Regions from separate parts of the Homo sapiens genome. Here regions 2 and 3 are each linked to region 1. The links are chromatin loops, found by intact Hi-C in ENCODE. Cell type or tissue: HCT116. All regions are shown on one strand.

What was found. Hi-C counts contacts between places; a loop is a spot of excess contacts. Peaks named below come from ENCODE experiments on the same cell type or tissue, not always from the same donor. Only the 100,000 strongest peaks of a DNase experiment are listed, where the experiment ranks them.
Region 2: a loop joins it to region 1, with 4 times the contacts of the local background. A loop is called at or near these places in 7 of 110 quality-filtered maps.
Region 3: a loop joins it to region 1, with 4 times the contacts of the local background. A loop is called at or near these places in 3 of 110 quality-filtered maps.

Annotation. Positions count from the first base shown.
Region 1 is chr17:41,644,043-41,652,042 of GRCh38, forward strand. It overlaps LOC124904004 (a long non-coding RNA gene), which reads right to left. Exons shown (of 2, transcript XR_007065756.1): 2 at 3,235-4,872. Among named protein-coding and RNA genes, the nearest start is that of KRT17, 23 kb to the left of the region's middle. RefSeq lists enhancers at 3,333-4,208, 3,761-3,910, 3,941-4,100, 4,499-4,608. In HCT116, CTCF peaks have their summits at 4,040 (motif pointing left) and 4,753 (motif pointing right); DNase peaks (open chromatin) are centred at 4,140 and 4,809; H3K4me3 peaks cover 1,262 bases; H3K27ac peaks cover 4,650 bases.
Region 2 is chr17:41,400,917-41,408,916 of GRCh38, forward strand. LOC100505782 (a long non-coding RNA gene) reads left to right here and starts at 1,500. Exons shown (of 3, transcript NR_040111.1): 1 at 1,500-1,592; 2 at 7,505-8,000. It also overlaps the pseudogene KRT41P. RefSeq lists an enhancer at 2,774-3,973. In HCT116, no CTCF peak of the experiment used is centred here; DNase peaks (open chromatin) are centred at 2,706 and 3,275; H3K27ac peaks cover 3,868 bases.
Region 3 is chr17:40,616,548-40,624,547 of GRCh38, forward strand. No RefSeq gene overlaps it. Among named protein-coding and RNA genes, the nearest start is that of SMARCE1, 27 kb to the right of the region's middle. RefSeq lists an enhancer at 7,319-7,458. In HCT116, a CTCF peak has its summit at 3,548 (motif pointing right); a DNase peak (open chromatin) is centred at 3,614; H3K4me3 peaks cover 743 bases.

The DNA.
Region 1 (8,000 bases):
GAAAGTTTAGCAGTGGGATGACTGGGTTAAAGGGTAAATCCTTTTATACTTCGAGAGCCACTGCCAAATTTTCTTCCAGAGTAAAATGAAATGATACTTGGAGTTTGCTTTAAAGTATTCTTACTTCTTCCATAAAAACTGGCAGCGGGAGAGAGAAGAAATCAAAATGGCATCATGTTGACAATTATCAAAACCGGGTGATGGGCATATGGGAGCTCATTTTGCTATTCTCTCTACTTTTGTGTACATCTGGAATTTTCCACAGTTAAAAAAAAAGTCACCTTGAAAAGTTCTACAAATTATCACTTGCCCTAATCATGACTAAGAATATCTTTCCCCTTATACATCTACTAGCAATGACACCATCAAAGTTTGTTTGTTGTTGTTGTTTTCCTTTTTTTATCTTTTTTTTTTTTTTTTGAAATGGAGTTTTGCTCTTGTCACCCAGGCTGGAGTGCAATGGCATGATCTCGGCTCACTGAAACCTCTGCTTCCTGGATTCAAGTGATTCTCCTGCCTCAGCTTCCCAAGTAGCTGAGATTACAGGCACCCACCACCACACCCTGCTAATTTCTGTATTTTTAGTAGAGATGGGGTTTCACCATGCTGGACAGCTGGTCTCGAACTCTTGACTTCAAGTGATCCACCTGCCTCAGCCTCCCAAACTGCTGGGATGACAGGTGTGAGCCACTGCACCCGGCCTTTCCTTTTTTTTTTTTTTTTGAGATAGGGTCTCATTCTGTCACCAAGACTGGAGTGCAATGGTGTGATCACCACTGATGGCTCACTGCAGCCTTGAACTCGTAGGCCCAAGTGATCCTCCCACCTCAGCCTCCCGAGTAGCTCAGACTACACGTGTGTGCCACCATACCTGGCTAATTTTTGCATTTTTTGTAGAGATGAGGTCTCACAATGTTGCCCAGGCTGGTCTCAAACTGCTGGGCTCAAGCTATCCTCCTGCCCTGACCTCCCAAAGTGTTGGGATTATAGCTGTGAGCCACCATGCCTGGCCCTTTTGTCTTTCTTCATAGTTGAAACAGATCTCTCTGTTGCTTCAGTTTCCGTTTATTTAATTATGAGTAAAATTGAACTTCTGTTGTAGTTTGAATGTATCCCCCAAAGTTCATGTTTTGGAAACGTAATCTCCAATGCAATACTGTTGAGAGATGGGACCGTTAAGAGGAGATTAGGTCACAAAGGCAGAGATTAATGGCCTTATAGATTAATGCCATTACCAGGGGAGTGGGTTAGTTATTGCAGTTATGGAGGGAGTGGGTTCCTGATAAAAGGATGAGTTTGGTCCCCTTCCTTCTCTGTCTCTCTCTCTCCCCCCACTCCCCTCTCTACCCTTCCACCTCCTGCCATGGGATGCTGCAGCATGAAGGCCCTCGCCAGATGCAGCCCCCTAACCCTGGACTTCCCAGCCTCCAGAATTCTCAGAAGTAAATCTCTCTACTCTGTTAAATCACCCAGTCTCAAGTGTTCAGTTAGAGCAGCACAGAACAGACAAAGACCACATCCTTCCCTATATTTCGTGGTTGCTTCTTGTTCTCCTTCTTGTTTCTTAGGAACTGGCTGTTCCTATCCTTTGCCTATTCTTGTCTGCAGTCTTGGCCTTCCTGGTTTGTGTGAGCTTTTCATAAACATGGGAAGAGGCCTTGGCACAGGTGTTGTGAATGCATTTTCCCAGTTACTTTTTCATTTTCCAACTTTGTTTTTCGGTCTTTCTCCATACAGACAATTCCCTCAGGCCACATTCCTTCCTTCTTTTTCCTGTGTCTGGGCATCGAGTAGTTTGAAGGAGCTCTCTTTTGTGGCAGTGTGAATGCTGGATAGAGCAGAACTGGCCTCAGGGCTGAAGTGGTGGCCTGGGAGAGAGTTGTGAGGTGAGGATGGGACACCATGGCCAACAGGGAGCCAGGCCTGAGCTGGGAACAGCAGGATGACTCTGCATTTTCTGAGCTGAGTAACTGGGTGGGTGATGATGTCACTGACTAGGATAGGGAAGCTAGGACAAGCGGAGTTCACGGAAACACAGCAATTCCCCTCTATGGGGCACGTCTCACCCTATGTGGTTACACCTGCTTGTATACCTGACTCCCCTTCTAGACATGGGACAGGGACCCTGCCTCCTTCTCTCTGTCCCTGGAAATGGCCATAGCAAAGAGTGCCCAATAACTGCAGATATGAATAAATGAATGAACAAATTAATAAATGAATGGCTCCAGCACTTTGGGAGGCCAAGACGGGCAGATCACTTGAGGCCAGGAGTTCGAGAACAGCCTGGCCAACATGGCGAAACCCTGACTCTACTAAAAATACAAAAATTAGCCAGGTGTGGTGGCACATGCCTGTAATCCCAGCTACTCGGGAGGCTGAGGCAGGAGAATCGCTTGAACCCAGGAGATGGAGGTTGCAGCAAGCCAAGATCACACTGCTGCACTCCAGACTGGGAGAGAGAGCCAGACTCTGTCTCAAAAAATAAAATATGTCCGGGTACGGTGGCTCACGCCTGTAATCCCAGCACTTTGAGAGGCTGAGGCGGGCAGATCATAAGGTCAGGAGATCAAGACCATCCTGACCAACATGGTGAAACCCCGTCTCTGCTAAAAATACAAAAATTAGCTGGGTGTGGTGGGACGTGCCTGTAATCCCAGCTACTCAGGAGGCTCAGGCACGAGAATCACTTGAACCCAGGAGGTGGAGGTTGCAGTGAGCCGAGATCGTGCTACTGCACTCCAGGCTGGCAACAGAGTAAGACTCCATCTGAAAAATAATAATAGTAAATAAAAATAAAATAAAATAAATGTTGCTGGGTGCAGTGGCTCACACCTGTAATCCCAGCACTTTGGAAGGCCGAGGCGGGTAGATCACCTGAGGTCAGGAGTTCGAGACCAGCCTGACCAACATGGAGAAACCCCGTCTCTAGTAAAAATACAAAAAATTAGCCGGGCGTGGTAGCGTATTCCTGTAATCCCAGCTACTCTGGAGGCTGAGGCAGGAGAATCGCTTGAACCCAGGAGGCAGAGGTTGCACTGAGCCAAGATCACACCATTGCACTCCAGCCTGGGCAACAAAAGCGAAACTCTGTCTCAAAAAATAATAATAAAATAAAATAAATTTTAATTTATTTTAAATAATTTAAAATTTATAAATTAAATTTTATAATTTTATATTATAAACAGATTTAATTATTTAAATATAATTACAAATAAATATATAATTAAAATTTAATAATTTTAAAATAAATTTAATTTAATTTAATTTAAAAATCAATGAGTAAATGGCTTGAGTGTGTGGTCCCTCTGTCCAGGTGGAGATGCTGGGAGGTGGAAGGCAGAATTCACAACCGAAGGGATTTTCTCCTCCCTAGTCGCCTCCCCCAGTAGTTGATGGCGGCTGCCACACCTCAAGCCAAGCAGGGGACCTGGCAGTGTTCACCCGCCAGCTGCGTGAACGCCCGTAACTCTTTACGGCAGAAGACCAAGGGTGCGTCTGGTCCTCAGAACTGCAGGATGCACCGGCAGCGATGGAGAAGCCTCCTTGGATGAGGCAGGGTGAGGAAGGAGACCAGACAAGCAAGTCCTCCTCCCAGAGGCAGGGACAGGAAGCAGGAGCAAGGGGCCACCAGGGAAGCTGCAGGGGCTAGAACCCAGGGAACTTTCTAGAAAGGCTAGCTGGCCCTAACAGACCCCTGGCCTGGAGGAAGACCTCCAGGGCAGGTTAGGCGGGCCAGTCACATCTCCGGGGGTGATTTAAAAGGCACCACCTTGGGACAAAAGGATGGAAGCATTGACCAGACAAATGCCTGACCCGGCAGCAGCAGAAAAGGATGCATGGAACCCTGTGGGGTTCCCACCTCATGAGGTCGTCTCTCCTCATTCTTGTGCTCGGTGGCTCCCAAGGGGCAGGCTCTAGTGCTCCCCATGGAGACCCCAGGCCCAGCCGCCTTCCAAGGCTCATGCCCTGTTAAACGGGGACACGCTCCGGCCGCCCGGGATCCCCAAATCTGTAGCAGGAGCGCCCTCTGCTGGCCATCTTGGGTGGCGCCTCTGCGCTGCAGTCCCGAGAGGAGCCCGCGAGGCCGCGGGAGGAATGCAGGGACCCTGGAGACCCATCCTCCACCTGCGCTCTGCAAACTACTCCTTCTCCCCCAGGGTCCTGGCTCCTCCTCGCCATCTTCAGCTTCACCGTCTCTAGTCCCTTAACAGCCAGAGCACCAGGCCCCGGCTGGGCCGTGTGTCCATGCCTCTGCCTCCAGGCGCATGGACACAACATTCCCTTCTGAAGCTGGCCTGCGCTGTGTATCACCCCCTATCCCCCATCCCTCCATCTCAAAAAAGCCCTTCCCTGCCTTTGGCACGTGTCCCTCCCCCACGCCCACCCGCTCAAGTCCCTCTGTTAATAAACTGCTAACCCCAAAACCAGCCTTCCCTCCAGCTTGCCCGGCCCCGAGTCTGAGGGTCCCTGGAGCAGACACGCTCCACCCGCGGGGACCTCTCCCTCCTGTCAACTCCTGAGGAGCGGCAGCGGCTTCTGGGCTTCCCACGCGGGGTGTGACACCAACGGGGGACATAATACAAACGAACGAGGGTAAAGTCCGTGTGCACACCTGTGCATGGCCACATGCGGATGTGCGTCCAGGCGTGCCTTGCAGGTGTGTGGGCAGTGACTGCGCCCACCCCTCTGTCGGGTCTCGCCACGCTTAGCTGGGTGGGCTCCTTCCAACCCAGGCTGGGGCTGAGCAGGAGGAAGCCGCGGCCTCGCCCCCAGAGGGCAGCACTGAGCTGTTCTGGCCCGACTGCTGCCAGACTCTACCCGGAGAGGAGTCCTGAGTTTCCCCGTCCAGGGCCTGGGGGAAGGACTTCAAATCTGTAAAGGAAAGCAAGGAATCAAATCCCAAATCCAGGCTAGCGGTTACACTGCGGGCAGAGCGCGAGGCGCACATCGAAGCTAAAATGTCCAAAATTGGGCAGTGGATTCACGGATGTTTGTTGTGCTTTTATTCTTTTTTTGTTTTTTTCTTTTTTTTTTTTTTTTTTTTTTTTGAGGTCGAGTTTCACTCTTGTCGCCCAGGCTGGAGTGAAATGGGGTGATCTCGGCTCACTGCAACCTCCACCTCCTGGGTTCAAGCGATTCTCCTGCCTCAGCCTCCCAAGTAGCTGGGATTACAGGCGCCTGCCACCACGCCCGGCTAATTTTTGTATTTTTAGTAGAGACAGGGTTTCACCATGTTGGCCAGGCTGGTCTCGAACTCCTGACCTCAGGTGATCCGCCCACCTCGGCCTCCCAAAGTGCTGGGATTACTGGCGTGAGCCACAGCGCCCGGCAGTGCCTTCATTCTTAAATCCTACACATATTTTGTAAATATTATTTTGAATCTATTCAGTATTACTCTTTTCAAAATAAAGGCCTCCGAGCCCTCTCTAGAATGTGGAAAGACCACTCATCGCTCAGTGGAGCAAAGTGAGCCTACAAGCTCCCCAGATCGCCCCCAGAACCCCCAGAATGCAGAGGGCTCTGAGTGTCTCTGGGGTTGCCTGTGGCTTTGGGGAAGGGGAGAGCCTGGACCCAGGCTTCTTTACCGCCCGGAGTCCCGGGTCAGCACTCCTGCAGGATAAGCCACACATCGACACGCAGCTCACACACACACACACACACTTCCAGATTCATACACAGGTGCATGCTCACAGGTTGACACACACATGCTCAAAGACTCATACACACACGTTCACACATAGCTCACATGCACATACACACACACATTGAGACTCTCAGACACACACAGACTGATACACGTACATTCACACACAGCTCATACGAACATTTACACTCTCAAATTCACACACAGGCACATGCTCACAGGCTGACACACACTCAAAGACTCATATACACACATTCACACACAGTTCACATGCACACTCACACTCCCAGATTCACACACAGGCGCATGCTCACAGATCGATACACACACACTCAAAGACTCCTATATACACATTCACACATAGCTCACAGGCACATCCACACACACACATTGACACTCTCAGACATGCGCACACACAAAGACTCACACACACACGTTCACACACAGCTCACACACACACTCCCAGATTCACACACAGGCGCATGCTCACAGATACACACTCAAAGACTCATATACACACATTCACACACACATTGACACTCTCAGACACATGCACACACAAAGACTCACACACACGTTCACACACAGCTCATACACACACTCACACTCCCAGATTCACACACAGGCACATGCTCACAGGCTGACACACACTCAAAGACTCATACCCATTCACGTGCCGCTCACATGTACATTCACACACATACACTGACATTCCCAGACTCACACACACCAGCACATGCTCACAAACTTCCCCATACTCACAAACTTCCCCATACTCACACTCACACTCATAGACTCATGTCCACACTGTCACCCACTCATGGACACACGCGCAAACTTTCACATTCACACAACCTCTCACGGGTACACACCTTACACACTCACACAAAGACGCCATTGCCACTCTGGCCTGTTAATCTTACATCCTCATCAGGAAAGAGGAGGGGCTTGTATCCTCCCTGATTGCAAGAGAGATTTCTAGAATGTTCCCAGGAGACCCCAGTCCCAAGGTAGAGGGATATTCCTCCTGGACTGGAGGAAGCAGAATCGGGGCCAGGACTGGGCCTCAGAGGAACTCCCCGGGCTTCCTGTACCCACTCACTAGCTCATCCTCTCACTCCCCAGCCCATACGTGGGAGAGCCTGACCTGGGGACATGACAGGGGACACACAGCAGGCCCTGATCTTGGGGAGCTCCTGGACCTCACGAGACACCGTGGAGACCTGTGCAGGCTGGCCTGTGGGAGTGCCCATGAGGGGTCCCTGACCCAGCCTCAAGGCAGGACAGGTGGGGAAAGGATCTGAGCAGGTCCAGCACAGCAGGAGACACAGGAGATGCCGGCCTTCCAGGCAGGGTGATGGGCACATGCCATGGCAGGGGGCACCCTCAGGGAAGCATGAGATGTCCCAGGCCAGGGGAGCTGGCTGGAAAGGCAGGGGGTGGGGGCTGGGCCTGGCAAGGTGAGCAGGGGCCCACCTGGGAGAGGCCCACCTGGGAGAGGCCCTGCGTGCCACACGAGGGAGCGGGGCCTTGCTCCTGAAAGCCACAGGGAGCCCTGATTAACTGCACAGGACAGGAGAGGACACAGCTGCTCTGCAGAGGCACACAGCTTGTACCCAAAACCTGCAGGAGGGCAGGTGGTCCTCAGCCTCCATTCCAGGAGCAGAGCAGGCCCAGGAGCCCACCACTGGTCCAGGGAAACCCCCCACAGGTACAGCCACGTTCTTCCCTGATTCATCACAACGAGGCCCCTGTAAGTGACAGAGGGTCGGTCTGTGCAGACCTGGAAACACACGGCCCCAAGACCTGGGATCCTGAAGAAGCAGTGCCAGCTCCTCCCAGACAGCCCGCCCCAGCTGGCCCGCTGGCTCCAGCCCAGCCAGGAGCGAGGGCAGTGGGGGAGCCCCACAGGAGGGAACGGGGGCTCAGGAGGCCTGGTGGGGCAGAGCTGGGACAGCTGGGCGAAGGGGCTGGGTCCTGGCTCCGCGACGAGGGCCCATTCCTGGGTGAGGGAGGGTGGGGCAGCCCACACATTCCAGCTGCTGCCGCTCCCGCCAGCCAGTACCAGCCTGTTCTCGCCTGTTCCCACTAGGTCCCAGGCTGCCCTGGGCCCAGCTCCCAGTGCCAGCTCCCAGAATCCTTCAGGGTTCAGACTCTAACTACAGGGACGCCAGTGCGAATGTCCAGAAGACCACCCCACAGAAACAAGTGCCTCCCCCACCAACACACATGCACACACACACCCCACCAACACACACACACGCATGCATGCACACACACTACCACCAACCAACACACATGCACACACACAAACACACACCCTACCAACACACACACACACCACCAACACACGCAT
Region 2 (8,000 bases), 240 kb before region 1:
AAATGGCACAAGAATTCAAGATGGGGACCACAGACAGACTAGCTGGTGAGTAAACACAATGCTGCCATCTCTTGTGAATCTAGCCTCTTTCTTGCAGTGTTTTCAAGATCTCAATGGGCTTGAGTGAATTTGCTCCTTGAATTAGTGGGGAAAATGGGACCCCAGGGTTGTAAGATCCCCATGACCTCACACAGGCGAGGGGTAGAATTCATGTATTCTCTTGGTTTCCTAGTTGGAATATTTGCAAATTTTTTTCATTCAAGGAGAAATTGAGCAGTCAATGGGCTATCAAACCCACATTCATTATCCAGTTCAATTTAATTCAGAACACATTGATTAGACAGCTTCTCTATGCTGAGCATATGACTAAACAGAAGAATCATAGTTCTGGTGAAAAAAATGTCTTTTTATGAACAATTCCGGCCAAGATGGGTCCTCAATATGTATGAGAAATAGCCAGAAGTTAAGGAAAGGAGATATTTAGAAGGTGTAAGATGGGCATTTAGAAATATGTTTGTATTCAGTGTAAATAGAAAACGGGTACTGGGTGCAGTGGCTTGCATCTGTAATCTCAGCACTTTGGGAGGCTGAGGTGGGAGAATCACTTGAGCCCATGAGTTCAAGACTAGCCTGGGCAATATAGCAAGACCCCATGTCTACAAAAAAAATTAAAAATGAGTTTCAAAATTAGCCGGACGTGGTGGCACATGCCTGTAATCCCAGACACTTGGGAGGCTGAGGCAGGAAAATCTCTTGAACCCGGGAGGCGGAGGTTGCGGTGAGCGGAGATCACGCCATTGCACTCCAGCCTGGGCAACAAAAGCGAAACTCCATCTAAAAAAATAAAAATAAAATAAAATTTAAAAATGAGCCAGGCTTGGTAGAGCACATTTTAGTTCCAGATGCTCTGGAGGCTGAGGCAGGATGATTGCTTGAGCCCAGGAATTTGAGGTTACAGTGAGCCATGATCACACCTCGGCACTCCAGCCTGGGCGACAGCAAGACCCCATCTAAAAATTAAAAATAAATAAAAAGAAAACTGTACATGTGACATTATGGGCATTAGTCACTTGTTGAACATCTACTGTGTGCTTGGCACAGTCCCAGGGGCAGGGGACATGGTGGGGAGTGGGGGTATGTCATGTCCCTGCCCCCAGGAACTCTGAGTCCTGCTGAGCAGACAGGTCCACAGCTAGCATAATGTAATGTGATTGGGCCTTCCCCCAAAAATATCTCCTTCCCCTACCCACTCCATTTCTTCCTACACCCACCCCTGACCCAAACCCCATTCAGGGCATTCCAATCCAGCTCATGATTTTCAGCCACACGGCGAGGGGATGAAGCCATTTCAGGTTATGCACTTGATCCCAAAGAGTTTTTTGTGCTTCGCTCTCTAAGTGACTCATAAGCAGAATTCAGAGAACTGTTCTCATTAGAATCTTGTTCCCTTTAATAATCTAGTCTTCAGCCAGGCAGGGTAATGAATTGTTTTGGCATCTGGTTCTTGTTGCTTTGGAGACCACAGGAGAGGCGGTGGTGATGGCCCATCGCTTCAGCCCTGTGGCATCCCCACAGGATCCATGGGCATCAAGGTAAGTTTCAAAGCAAATGAAAGAGGCTTTTGCCAGGTGCAGCATAGGAAATCATTCCAGGGATGTGGTGTGGGCAGAAAAAGAAAAGCACCTACAGTAAATCAAGCAAATTGACAGAGGAAATAGAAAGGGGAATAAGGCTGGTGGAGGGAAACGGAGGGAGCACGCAGTCCTGCTGGTGAGTGGACACAGTTGTGCCCCCTTGAGACCAGAGAAACCTCCTGAGGGCAGAGGGCCTTGGAGACCAATGTGAATGACTGAGGCAGGTTGTATAGGATATCCAAGAACCAGGGAGGAAGGAAGGGAAAGGGAGGTTTGGATGCAATAACCAGCATCAAACGGGGGAGCCTCCAGGCAATGGCCAAAGGCCAGAAGCTGAGTCTAAAATGCTGATTGGGGACAGCACCGAGAAGGTCACCCCTAGGGAGATCCCAGACCCTAGGATACCTTTCCCGTAAAATCCATCCAGGATTTCAGAGTGGTCTGAACGTGAAGTTTTATCCACATGTACCTCCAGCAAGGCCCTCACAGTTGGGAACAGGGAAAGAGCAGGGAAAAAGAAATGAGAAGACTTGGGGTTGAGTGCGTGGAGCTGCCCCTCACCTGCTGTGAGGTGCAGAGGGGGCATTTCACCTCCCTACACCTGTACTTCTCCCACTGCACGATGGGGATTGTGATGTCTGTTCCCCTCTCTCAAGGTTGTTTGGGGCCTCCATTTGGATACAACACAAAGTACTTTAACAAGTGTTTTGTAAATGGTGAAACAATGAACATCTATAGGGATTCTGTTTCCCTCCTCCTCTTTCTCAATAGACAAGGTGGTTTTAAAATGGCAGGAAGTGAGTTGAGCTTCTTTGTCAACTCCTAGTTTATTAAAATTGCCAGAGTCCTCAAGCTTCAAGATCCTGTGAGATACTAAAGGACTTTTATTCCTTGTACCACCCTTTGTGGCATAAATTCTCAGAAACGTTTCTTCTAACATAAACATACTCATTTCCTTCAAGGAAAGGAATCAAAACAATGGGGTCATTATGATTCTATCATCCTTTTGACAAAATCTGAGACTTGGCCTCTGTAAAGCACAGTAGTTAAGAGCACAGTTGCTGGAGGCAGGCTGCTTGGATCTGAATCCTGGCTTCACCACCTAATAGCTGTGTGACCTTGGGCATGTTACTTAGCCTCTCTGAGTCTTGGCTACTTGTCTGCAAAATGAGAAAACCATAGCATTGGCTTTCTAGGATTGTTGTAATGATTAAATGAGTTTACCCATATGACTGTAGCTATAATTTAGACCAGCGCCTGGCTCATAGTAAGAGCTTGATGGATATATGGTTCTATGACAATGATGATGATGGTGAAGCTATATGATTTGATGATGATGATGATGATGATTCTGGTGATGGTGATGGTAATGATGACCTCTGTGGTTTCCAGGGAAACTCTTCACACACGACAAACACACAGATGTGCGTGCACACACACACATGTACTGTCTCATCAAAGCTAATCTTTTAATTAGAAATGAGAGAGCACTGGATGTGAACTTAAGAAACACAGGTCAATCACCCTGGGGCCCCACTGACTCACTTTATGTCACCAGCAGAATCCCTTAACCACTGAATGACTCACCTTCTCTCTCTCTCCCTTAAATGGGAAGGACAATGCTTGCCTGTGCCGTCATGGTGCAAGAATAAGTGGGTTTATTTTGTTAGACAGCTTTGAACTTGTTGGATGAAAGGAGCTATTTAAGTACAAAGGAGATGAGGGCAGCTGGGTCAGGTACTAAATTAAGACTAATCGAGATGGCTCTTCATTATTGAGAGCTTCTCTTGGGTAGGTGCCCAAGGGGTGTGTCACGTGTGCCAAAACAGTTTTACCACTTGAGAAAAAGAACAGAGGAGGGGAGGGCGTGGCAGCCTCTGACCCTTCTTGGGCTTCCTATGCTGGAAATCCCAGTGTCTCTCAAGCAGATCAGTCCTATGTACATGAGCAGTGACCAACAAGTAGGACGCTGGGCTTGAGAGCAGTTGGAGGCAGAGCAACAAGATTCTCACTTAAGCTCCCTCCAGCCTTGGGGCTCGGGACTGTGGTCACTCCAGCACCACACCGCTGTATCAGGAAGACCTGGATTAAACCAGAACCAGCTGTACTTGTAAATTTTTCAGCAAACTACAGTGATTCAGAGAATTCACAGAGGGAAAGGGAAGACCAAAACCAGCTCCTAAAGTAGATTTGGTGGTTCCACTTCAATGCCTGTGGTTTCACTGATCAATAAGACATAGAAAGCAGGGACGCACAGAGTTAGGGGGGCTACAGCCATCTCAACCAGCCCCATCAGTTCCCTAAGTGTTCCCCTCAACATCCCCATCAGTGATTCTGAAGCCTCTGCTTGTCTCCAAGGATAGGGAACTCACTGCTTCTCTTCTCTGGCCAGCTGTGATGCTGAATTCTGGAGATGTGCTGATTCTCAGCCACGGCTATCAAAATATGGAGCTTTTGATTCATGTTCTACCATCTGCAAATTCCAAGACAGACAGTTGCCATAAGGACTCACCAATGGGGGTTACTGGGGAGGTTGGATGGGTCAGCTTGTTTGGGCCTTTCTAGACTGATAGAAATAACTATCATGTAACATTTTCAGAGTTTTGCAATGTAAAAGAGAAAGGCTCTATCCTGATCTGATGGTATGAGGGATTCCTCACTGGAGGACATATCAGGACGGCAAGGCCAGCCCTTTCTGTAGAGGGTCTAGCTAGTCAAGGGCTCATTCCTCAAATAAACTTCCTAACCCAGTGTTTCTCAAACTTGAACCAACATCAGAATCACCTGCAAGTCATGCTAAAGCAGAATGCTGGTTCAGTAAGTCAGGGGTGGTGCTCAAGAATGTGCATGTCTAGCAAGTTCTCAGGTAATGCCAGTGCTACCTGCTGGCGGACCACGCTTTAAGAACCACTGTCCTAAACCTTCTCATGTTTAATTTGTTTCCCCCTCAAAGCTTCCAAAGAACGGGCTTTGGATCTGGTTCAAAGAGACTAGGTTTCAAGTCTTGACTCAGTAACCAACTGAGAATAATAACAGCTGCTTCTTCTTTGCAGGGCTGATGTGGTGCCCTGTGACACAATGTCGGCGAAGCCCCAGCCAGTGCCTTGTTCATAATGGGCATGTCATCCTAAAAGCTCAATTTAAGTTACCTGTTCTGGGGCTTCTGATTCATGTTCTACTGTCTACAAATTCCAAGCCAGACAGCTGCCAGGACTTACCAGTGGAGCTTACTGGGGAGCTTGGACGGGTCAGGTTGTTTGGGCCTTTCTAGACTGATGGCGATTACCATCAGTTAATATTTTCAGAGTTTTGCAACGGTCTGTGGTGCCGCAGATTTGAGCTCTTCCTTTACACAAGGACCAGGTGGCTTATCCAGATAAAAGGGAAATTTTACTTAGCGTCTATATTTTAAAAGCTCTATCTGTAAATCTGTCTCCAAATACACTTGGTGAGGTCCAAGGTTGGGTATCTCTCCTCTGTGCCACTTTGCCGCAGTCCCATTTTTAACTCTAGCCTTCACTGGCTTTGCCATCTCCCAGAACCACTCTGGCGAGCCAGCCACAACCCCCGTCTACAGAAGCATGTGGCTCAAGGAGTTCCCAGCAAGGCTCTCAGCATGGGACGGAGATGCTGAGGCTGGACTGCACTGGGCTCATTCTGCTGCAGAAGCGAAGTTTAATAGCAAAATAAAAACAAAAGTGCCTGCCCCATCTCAGAGAGATCAGGAGGCAACAGAAGAGAGAAAATGGAGCACTTGGGACACCTTGAGGGGAAGAAACAAATCCAGCCATAGGGGCTGAGCTGCTGGATTCAAACACCTATCCACAGAGTGGCACTGTCTCTCTTCAGTCTCCTGCCTGGCTGGCCAGGGAGGCAAGGCCCAGGTTAGCAGGCCTGCAGAGCAAAGCCTAACGAGCTGAAGACACCTCCCCTTTCCCAGCACCTCGGGCTGAGGAGTGTGTCAGTATCCAGTTGATGAGCAGGGCCCATGGGTGGCCCGGGAGCAGGGGGCGCAGGCTGCAGGGGCTGGACTAGGAGTGCTGAAGGCTGGGGTTGCACACGGGTTGCAGGGAAATCTGCATAGAGAAAAAAGGTGTTTGAAACATTGGCATGAGAAGTATGTGAAAGACAAAAGTATATTATAGACACTTTAGAATTAAAGTGCAAAAGAGGACCTTAGACCTTAGAGGTCCCTCTAAGCCTGAAAGGGGCAATGACGTGCCCACAGTCCACAGTGGAGCTGGGGCCAGAACTCAGTGTACCTGTGTGCCAGGCCAGGGTCACGTCCCATATGGAAGGAACACAGCAGAGAGAAAGGCAGAAAGGCCAGAGGAACAAGAATGGTCCAGATGTCAGCCACTGATTCCATTTAAACACAGCCCCTCATAGTGTTCCTTAGTGCTTAAAGGGGTATATCAGCCCTCTGATGCTTTTCACAGGGCTATTGTGGAACTAAAATGAAAGAGTCAGTGCACATGCCCTTAGCAATACTTTAAATGCTATGAGCACAAAGAATACTCGTTATTGGAATACTTCTCCTGGAGAGAATTTAGCAAAACCTGAATGTGCTGGGCATTCAGTATTTTAGCCCTCTATGGGAGTAGCCAGCAACTGGGAGCACAACGTGGTCAGCAAAACAAATGCCATGACCTGAAAACTCCTGTACACCCTCACCTACGCCTAGGCAGGCATTAGCTCACCAGGCCTAGTGGTAGCAAGTTTGTCTCCAAAGATGGGATCTGCAATGCCACCCCCACCTGGCCTCCAGAGCTCCTTTTAGGTCATTCCCAAGAGAAGTTATCTGTTTTTGCACACGGTGTTGACATAGACAACAGGGTACGTACTTGCAGTCCTCACTCTCCAGAAGGTTCCGGTATGTGGCAATCTCATTCTGCAGCCGGGCCTTCACATCCAGCAGCACCTGGTACTCCTGGTTCTGCCGCTCCAGGTCAGCCCGGATCTCAGACAGCTGTTCCTCCACATTGTTGATGAGGCTCTGCATCTGGGCCAGCTCTGTGCGGTAGCGGTCCTCGGCTTCACACAGGGAGTTCTGTAGACAGTCCTTCTATAATATCAAAGAAAGGAGGAAGCAAGTTAAAAATCATGGATCTCCAACCTCTTAAGATTGTGACACCCCAAGACATTGCCAGGTCCAGAGAGCAATCTAACTCCCTTTAGCTGTCTTCAGCCAGAATAACTAACACACTTCATGGTAGACCTTTAAGATCAGAGCCCTCTGACCTAAGTTAATGTTGATTCACTCAGCATCCACATCTACAGGGAAGTGCTTCCAAAAGAGTTGAAACCAAGGTTTAAGCTGAGTCCGTGGTTGGTATTCGAGGCCTGTACTGACCCCAGAGAGCTACTCATGGGTAGTGGGAGCCAAGCTGGGTCTCCCATGCGTGCAGAGGGACTCACCAGTGTGTGCTGAGCCTGAAGCTCCACCTCCAGGGCGTTCACCGAGCGTCTCAACTCCAGGATCTCTGACTGGCAGCACTGCAGCTCCTCAGAGCAGGACATGGCCTGCAGGCTGATGCCTTCAGACTGGAGCATAGAGAAACATGGTCACCTACCTGCCCAGATGGAGGCCAATCCCCACTGCTTAGCAGTCCCCCTCACCTGGGCTTGGAACCACTGCTCCACATCCTGGCGATTGGTCTCCACCATGGCCTCGTACTGGCCTCACGTCTCCCCCAGAACTCTACTCAGGTCAATGGTGGGCTCAATGTCCAGCTCTATCCGGAGCTTGTCTCCCAGCTGACCCCTTAGAGTGTGGGCTTCCTGTAGGCATCAGAGGAGTATGACCCGCCTGCAGGGCCCCCAACTGCCCTTCACCCAAACTCTCAACTCCCACTTTCCATCCTCCCCAGTAATTTCCCTGTGCTCCTCTGAAGATAAACCGCTGCCTGCACCAGCCTAGCAGCTTCCAGAAGCTGTGGATGAGAAGCAATCTCCCACCAAAAGCCAGAGCTCACCTGCAAAGCTTCAATCCCAAGCAGAAGGAAGCCTCCGTTTTTTCCCCCCAGATGAGCCTGAATTCACCTCCAGAAAGTCTCAATGCATCACACCAAGGGTCACACACCTGCTCATGGTTCTTCTTGAGGCAAAGCAGCTCCTCCTTCAGGGACTCCAGCTGGGCCTCCAGGTCACACTTGGCGAGGGTGAGGTTGTCTAGCACCCTGCGCAGGCCACAGATGTCAGCCTCCACCAGCTGTTGCAGCGAGCGCTCTCTCTCGTACCTGTAACAGGGAAAGTGCAGGAGTGACAGTTAGAGGGCAGGAAGGGGCACCAGGACATGACTCCCAGCTCGCAGCTGTAAGTCCACTGGCCTGCCCTTTGCCATCTAATTGTGAGTTGGCTTATCCT
Region 3 (8,000 bases), 1.0 Mb before region 1:
TGGGACTGGAAGAGAAGCTGGGGATCAGGGATGTCAGGAGAGAAGGGGCAGTCTTCACTTTGTTTGGCAGAGATCAAGCGCAGGGCCATTTGGCATGCCAGCAGGGCTGAAAATGAGCCACTGTAGGACCTGGGTACACAGGGCCCCTCTCCCCCTCATGCACTCCGAGGCCCATTCTTATGCCTCTCAGACAAGTATGGTGAGTTGATCCTAGATTCAGTCTGGGTTGGGGATCAGAGCCCTGAGCCTCTCCCAGCCTGCACTGGCCAGCCCCTCCTGTCCTTCTGGCTAGTCTCTGCTCCTTCCCATCTCTGCCCTGGACTTTCCCCATAGAGCCTTCACTCCCTCATGCAATCCCCTTCTCTCCACTTCCGCTGCCCTCTCCCAACTGCTCAGAAGCTGTGCTTCCATGAGGCCTTCCCTTAGGAGTGCCTGTCTTCCCTTTCTGAGCTCCCCTGGTTCAGGGGGCCATGCATATGACAACTGCCAGAGGGTTTTGGTTCATTTCTTTGTTCTGTCTCCAAGGTTCTGACTCCTTGGGGCTGAACCCAGGTCTCCTTCACCTCTGAGTTTCCCCCATCACTTGGCTCTTCATTAAGCCATCAGTAAGTACTGCATGAGCAAAAGGACAAGATTTATCATTGGATCTCAGAGGATGGCCTCTGTCTACCATCTTATTTTCTGAAGAAGTGGCTGTTTGCTTTCCAGGAAGAGGCCGGGGAGAGAGCTGGAAGGAGGGTCCATAGCAGATTTCTCCCAGGAATCTGGAAGAGCTGAAGTCTCATGAGGATCAGGACTGTGGGCTCAGGGGGCACCTAGCCGGGCGCTTGGGAACGACAGACCAGTTTGCTGGTTTAGGCAGGAGAAAGGGGGTAGAAATCTTGTTAATTTCTGGCAGTGTAGAAATCTACCCAGTCTACCAGTTTGGGAGAGGGTTGGTTTTCAGGGTGAGGCCAGAAGAAATTCCACACAGATGTATTCCAGCTCCTTCTTTCTGGGGGTACAGAGTAGGGTGAGCTATAAAGAGTGAAGGGATGGGACCACCTCCAAGAGCAGCCACCTCTGACCCAAGAACCATGTTTCCAAATGGACAGAGTTGATTTAACAACGACTCAAATATCCTACAAGTTAATACCTACTTCTTTCTCCTCAATCAAGGCCCAGTCATCCCTGGGGAGAAGCCTTGAGTGCTGGGCTGGGCCCTGGGTGGGGAATTTAATGTGCTGTCATTTTACTGACATCTGTAGAGGTTTGAAACTGGACAAACAGGAAGTGTCCTGTCTTTAACACTTGCACAATCTCAAGCCTTTTGTGAAATATCAAGGAGTGGAGGTCGCAGGGGCCCGTGGTGTGAGGTGCTGTGAGGTAGCCCTGGACCTGTCTCTGATCCTGAGAGCTGGGCCCTCTGCAGCTGAGAACGTGCCCTGCAGCCGCTTTCCCTCCTTAGCCGTCGTGCACAACCTGTGCTGTGAGACGCTGCTGCTTGCCTGGCACTGCTGTTGAATCAGTCTCCATCTCCTCATTTTGATGGCAGCCTGGGTTTGTTATCCTTCAAAGATCGTCTCTTGGAAGGACACCAGCCTCTGATTACATTTCCGAGCCTGCCTGGAGGCAGCTAAGCTAATCCGACACGATTTGGGTGGATTCCCTTCTGGCCTCATGTTCTGACACAACCTCTGGCAGCAGTAGGGTGGGAAGATGGACAAAATAATTACGCCCTATGAGTTGAAAGGAGAATTAAAATTAATTCCCTCGTGCAACTTTTTTTTTTTTTTTTTTTTTGCGCCAGGTGTGGTGGCTCACGCCTGTAATCCCAGCACTTTCGGAGGCTGAGACGGGTGGATCACTTGAGGCCAGGAGTTCGAGACCAGCCTGGCCAACATGGCAAAACACTCTCTCTACTAAAAAATACAAAAATTAGCTGGGTATGGTGGGACATGCGTGTAATCCCAGTTACTAGGGAGAATGAGGCAGGAGAATTGCTTGAACCCGGGAGGTGGAGGTTCAGGGAGCCGAGATCACGCCACTGCACTCAAGCCTGGGCAACAGAGACTCTCAAAAAAAAAATTTCTTTATGAGTACCTAGTAGCAGATAATTCAGGGCTGTTCTCTATTCCTTTTGTAACAGGTCTAATTTATGGCAGTAATTTTTTTAAAAAACTATTTTTTTCAGTAGAATTTTGTACATATGACTTCTATAACATTTAGGACATTTATCCTTGCTTATTATAAAAATGATTTAATTGTAGTAAACCCGGTTTTGAAAAGAGAAGAATAAGAGATCGCCCATAATCTTAACACTGAACACACCGGATCCAGTTTGTTTTCCCAACCAGTCTTCATCTGATAGCGTGTTTAATTGCATGATCCTAATATACATTTACTTTTTGAAGAAACCTAGTTTGCACGGTCCCATGTGGCTACATAATCTTTCTCATCATCGTTAAGGCACAAAATACCTTTAGGATCATAATTTACTCAGCCAACTTCCTGCAGCTGAAAATTTAATTATTTCTTTTACCTTTCAAACCAATGTGTTTGCTTGTCTTTTCTGGACTCTGCCCTGGGGCCCCGGCAGAGAGGAGGTGGAGCCGTGGAACAGGGTTAGACCCAACTCATCTTCACGTCCTGCCCCTCAGCCCGGCCCTTGGCCCGACCCCTGCCAAATGGCTCCGGCTGTGTTCAGGTGCCTGCGGAAAGGCGCTCCTACCTGTCAGCAGTGTAAGGGCATTTCCAGGTCACATCTGTCAAGGACTTTCATTCATGGAGCACTTGCCCACTGGACACTTGCCACTTGTGTAGACACCTCCTCTAGCAGGGACCATGCCATACTGCATCTTTTATTACTGGTGCCAAGGAGGGTTCCTGGCATATAAAAAGTGCTCAGCAGTTGTTTGTTGAGTGAATGAAAGTTAAGAGTGATTGACAACTCACGAGGAATCCTGTAAGTCACCAGGCTCTTGCCCAGCTTGGGCTGCAGAATCGGACACTGTGCTGCTTCACAGGCCTTGGGGACTTTGACTAAGATACCTTCCCCATCCCCCAACTTCAACCATACATTTATGAAGGTTTAATAGCGCAGGGTCCCCACCAGACCCTCCAGCGTAGGTCTATTTTTTTTTTTTTGAGATGGAGTCTCACTCTGCCTCCCAGGCTGGAGTGCAGTGGCGTAATCTCGGCTCACTGCACCCTCTGCCGCCCAGGTTCAAGCAATTCTCCTGCCTCAGCCTCCCGAGTAGCTGAGATTACAGGCACCTGCCACCGCATCTGGCTGATTTTTGTAGTTTTAGTAGAGACGGGGTTTCACCATCTTGGTCAGGCTGGTCTTGAACTCCTGACCTCGTGATCCGCCCGCCTTGGCCTCCCAAAGTGCTGGGATTACAGGCGTGAACTACCGCGTCCGGCCCCCTTTTTTATTTATTAGGGTGATCAGCTTGTTTCCGTTTTCCCGGGACTTGCCTGGTTTTATCACTGAATGTCCTTCCTCAGTCCCAGGTAAGCGGGGACAGAGTTCTCCTAGTTCTCGGCATCCAGTGCTTAACAAGCTCCTGTAGAGGGCGCTGGAGGAAAAGCTCAGGAGGCAGGTGCCGGATGGATTGAGCAGTTGCTGTCCCAGGTGGAAGATATCATGTCACCCGGACACCATCGCCCGGAAAATATCACGTCACCTGGACACCATCAGACTCAGGAGCGGGTTAGAAAACAACCGATCTCCTTAACCCTCCCCCAGGAAACGCTTGTGTCAGGAAACTGATGCTTATTGGCCAAGAGGGAGTGACCGTGTCAGACAAGTCTCTGTTTCTTCATCCTGAGAAAGCAAATCATGTATAAATGAATTGTGGTTGTTTCAGGCTGTCAAACTCCAAATGTGTTCTGGCTGCAACTACCCTGACAGCAGGATGCTCCAGTTGCATTGACCTAGAACAATCTAGGACAGAGAAAAAAAAAATCGCTTTGATTTTGTTGGGGAGGACACATTTTTTAATTCTGTCTTTCCAGGTTCTTGGCAGGATCTCTGTAACAAAAGTCAGGCTAGAAAGAGAGAAGCATATATATTTATTTAATACACGTTTTATGTGATACAGGGGCTTTTGTAAGGAAATGAAGACCCAAAGAAATGTTTAAACCTGAGTGTTTTTATACGGGGTTTGATGAAGAGTGGAAAGTCATGGAAGAATATGATAGGACAGAGGGGATGAGCTGAGGGTGGGAAAGCGGGGGGAAGCTCAGCAAGGCCTGTTTGCCCAGTTTCTCTTCTTCGCAGATAAAAATGCGCTCTTCCCCTGAGTATAGGGAGGGCACCTGTCACCTGAGGTTCTTATGACCTGCTTCAAGGGAAGTTCAGAAATTGGTTCAGCTTAAAACATCCACTATTTTCAAGGTGCCATATTTTGGGCCTGAATCCCATCCATTTTTTTTCAAGTGTGTCTATCCTGACACACATTTTTTTTCAAGTGTGTCTAAAACTGTCCATTTTCCCCTGGTTTATGTAGACCTATCCAATTCCCTTGGGAAACTCAGTGGGAAACATGAAATTTACTTTCGAAGTGGGTGGTGATAATGAAAAATTAATCTTGCTACGATTCTGGTAAGAGACCAGACCCACACAGACCCTACTTTGGGCATTACCTGGCTGAAGCCAGCAGCAAGGCAGCGCACCCTTCTGACACGCACAGGTTGCCAGGGGCTCCACATGCATCAGCCCCCTGCTTTGGTGCATCACATATATTGCTGTTGATGTGTTCAACTCTGTTGCAAAGTGTTTGGAACAGATAACATCACAGTCGGATCATTTATCAATTCTTTCACTCGCCCACCTTTTGTTGTTGAACCACATACTTTGGGTAATAACTACAGTTTATTAGGTATGCTGTGAACACTGTTTTTAAGGAGTGCCTGGCTGAAAACACCCACAAAATGATTTAAAAACACAAAGCTAGGCCAGGCAGAGTGGCTTACGCCTGTAATCCAAGCACTTTGGGAGGCCGAGGAGGGCGGATCACTTGAGGCCAGGAGTTGGAGACCAGCCTGGCCATCATGGCAAAATCCCGTCTCTACCAAAAATACAAGAATTAGCTGTGCATGATGACGTGTGCTGTAGTCCCAGCTACTCGGGAGGCTGAGTTAGGAGAATTGCTTGAACCCAGGAGGCGGAGGTTGCAGTGAGCTGAGATCACTCCATTGCACTCCAGCCTGGGCAACAGAACGAAACTATCTCAAACAGAACAAAACAAAACAAACCCTCCGAAACCCACAGAGCTAGTATTTACAAGTTGGAATGTCATCATTGTGAATGTTTCCATCTGCACAAATATCTGGAAAACGACTATTAGGATACCAGCCTTTATTACTGCTCTATTAAGAGAAGCCATTTGCTCCTAAGCCCTTCGCTCTCTTAAAAAAATCATTTTAAGAACTGGAGTGGTTATGAGAAAAGCACCGGTGCTTTTAAAGATTTGCAGAAGGGGGAAAGGTCACTTGGCTGTCAGTTTGAGTTTTTATCTCATAGATGGGGTACCTATCACTCACAGAACTGGAGTCGGATAGACCTGAGTGGGAATCCTGTCTCCATCATAAATTAACTGTGTGATCTTGGACAAGTTATTTAACTTTTCTAAACCTCAGTTTCTCCATCTTTAAAACAGAGATGATATTCATAATATGTCATTAAAAAGTATAACATTAGAATGTGTCGCACACTGAAGAACGTCCAACTCTTGGCAAAGTTCAGTCCAACTAGGCTTGAACATGTTTTTAAAAATATCCTGAGGCTCTGCTCTCCCCGGAAGAAGCTGTAAAGAACAATTCCAGCCCTGGCACTGAGACAATTGGATCTTAGATGAGTCATTCACTTCTCTTTTTTGGGGCCTCAGTTTCCCCTTTGGTAAAATGAAGAGATTAAACCAAATCAGTGATTCTCCAAACTTTGCTAGTCTGCTAGGCTTCTCCTTAGTAGCCTCTAATTCAGTAGTCTTGGGTGGGGTTCAGACAGCTTCCCTAGGAGATTCTGTGCTCAATCTGAGAGCCACCCACCTAAGAACCACAACCACAGCCACCTAGACTCTGACTGACATTTGATGGCTTCAAGGAGGTATTTTAAAGCTATTGTCCCAGAATACGTGGTGTGTTTTTTGAGGAGGAGGAAGATCTATCCACGGCACACATCAGGAAGAGGTGGTTAAAGGTCAGAGAGTTATTCTGCAGAAAATCCATCTGATTTGGTACTTCCTGAAATTTTTGACACCCAACCAGGGATGTCTTTTAAAAGGTTCCCCACTGCTCACAGATTGACAGGAAACCACAACAGGGGTAAAATGCACGCATAACACAGCATACATCAGACATGAGGGTAGTTCTCTATATAGCACAGTATTTTTTATTATTGTAGGCTTACAAATGATTTAAGTCTGTGTGTTTGTGTGTGTGTGTGTACTTTTTCATTTTGGTGGTATGGAAAGCTTTGGAGGGAAGAAGGAAAGGATTCCACAAGGAATAGTTTTTCCATATACATCTCCCATTGCAAGAACACTGATCTCCGAGTGGATTCTTTTGTCTTGAGTCTTTTGAATTATTGATCCACAATGATGAAATCCCTAGCACAGATGTTCAATCTTGATGTCATTTAATATCTCGTACAACAGCCTGAGGCTAATTTTCCTCTCTCCAGGAAAAATGGTTTGTAAGAGTTGATTGATCAACTCAAGCCCAAGATCACAAATATAAACTTCATTGGTAAAGTGATCTACTCTAATATTATCTTCAGGGATTAGAAAATAAAAAGTATAAAAAGTGCATGAGCATACAGTAAGTGCTCAACAAATGTTGGCTTTTATTATTATTAGGTGATCATGGAATTAACTTTCACTAATTTGCCCTTGAGTTATAAGCCGCTGTTGACCCGGGGATAGTTTCTAAAAAGACAAATCTCCTGCAACTGCAGGTAGCAGAAGATAGACCTTCCCATTAGTGCTGTCTTCTCCTAAGCGTGTTATCCAGACCACCATGTGGGATCCTTGGGATGATTTTGGGTAGTACACAGACCATTTAAATAATGTTCTTTGAAAAAAAAAAACTTTATTTAAAAAATAGAGACAGGGTCTTGCTATGTTGCCCAGGCTGGTCTTGAACTTCTGAACACAAGCGATCCTCCTGCCTTGGCCTCCCAAAGTGCTGAGACTTGGCCTTAAATAATACTCTTTTAAATAGTACGTATTTAGGCCTAAAGAGAACTACTAAAATATTTGCGTTAAGGTTATTTTCTTTTTTGACAAAAGACAATGGTTTTAACATTTATGCTGATATACAGTTTCCCTTTAAAATAAATCATTCAAGTGGAAGAAGCTGATTCAAAGAAAGCTGCTAAGTAATAATAGCACAAGTTGTACCCAGAAATGGTAAAAATTGTGATGGTGGCATGCAAATGACCGAGTTTGAGAAGTACTAGATCAGTGAACTGAACCTGTGTGCTCCCCGTTGGGCTACATCTGAAAACATTCGTCAACACTCATTTCATGGAGCTTGAATCCGTAGTACAGTTACAAAACTTCTGTGCTGTACAGGACCTTGAGGTCATCGTGGGACCACCCCTGTATTTTAGGCAGATGGTTTCCATGATCTGGAGATGTTGTGTCTCAAGTGCAATACACTGGGGAGGAAACACGACTTTACCAGATTAGAGAAAACCATGTTTGAAAAGAGACAGTCCTTCTATCCCAGGAGAGACACATTGGAGGGGAGACGACAGGACAATGAGAATGTAAACTATCTACGTTCCAAATTTTTCTGTACATTAAAAAAATTAAAAATTCTAAAAAAGAAAACGGAAATTGTCTTCTGAAAGGATCTCAAGGAGCACATGTCTTGAAATACCTGAAGATCTTTTACTTGGAAGGTGATGACATGTACTCTAATTGACTTCAAGTTGTGTAAGAGGGAGGCTGAAATTATAGGAAGACAGATTTTTAGTTCAGTGAGAGGAAATACCTTTAGTGAACTAAAGA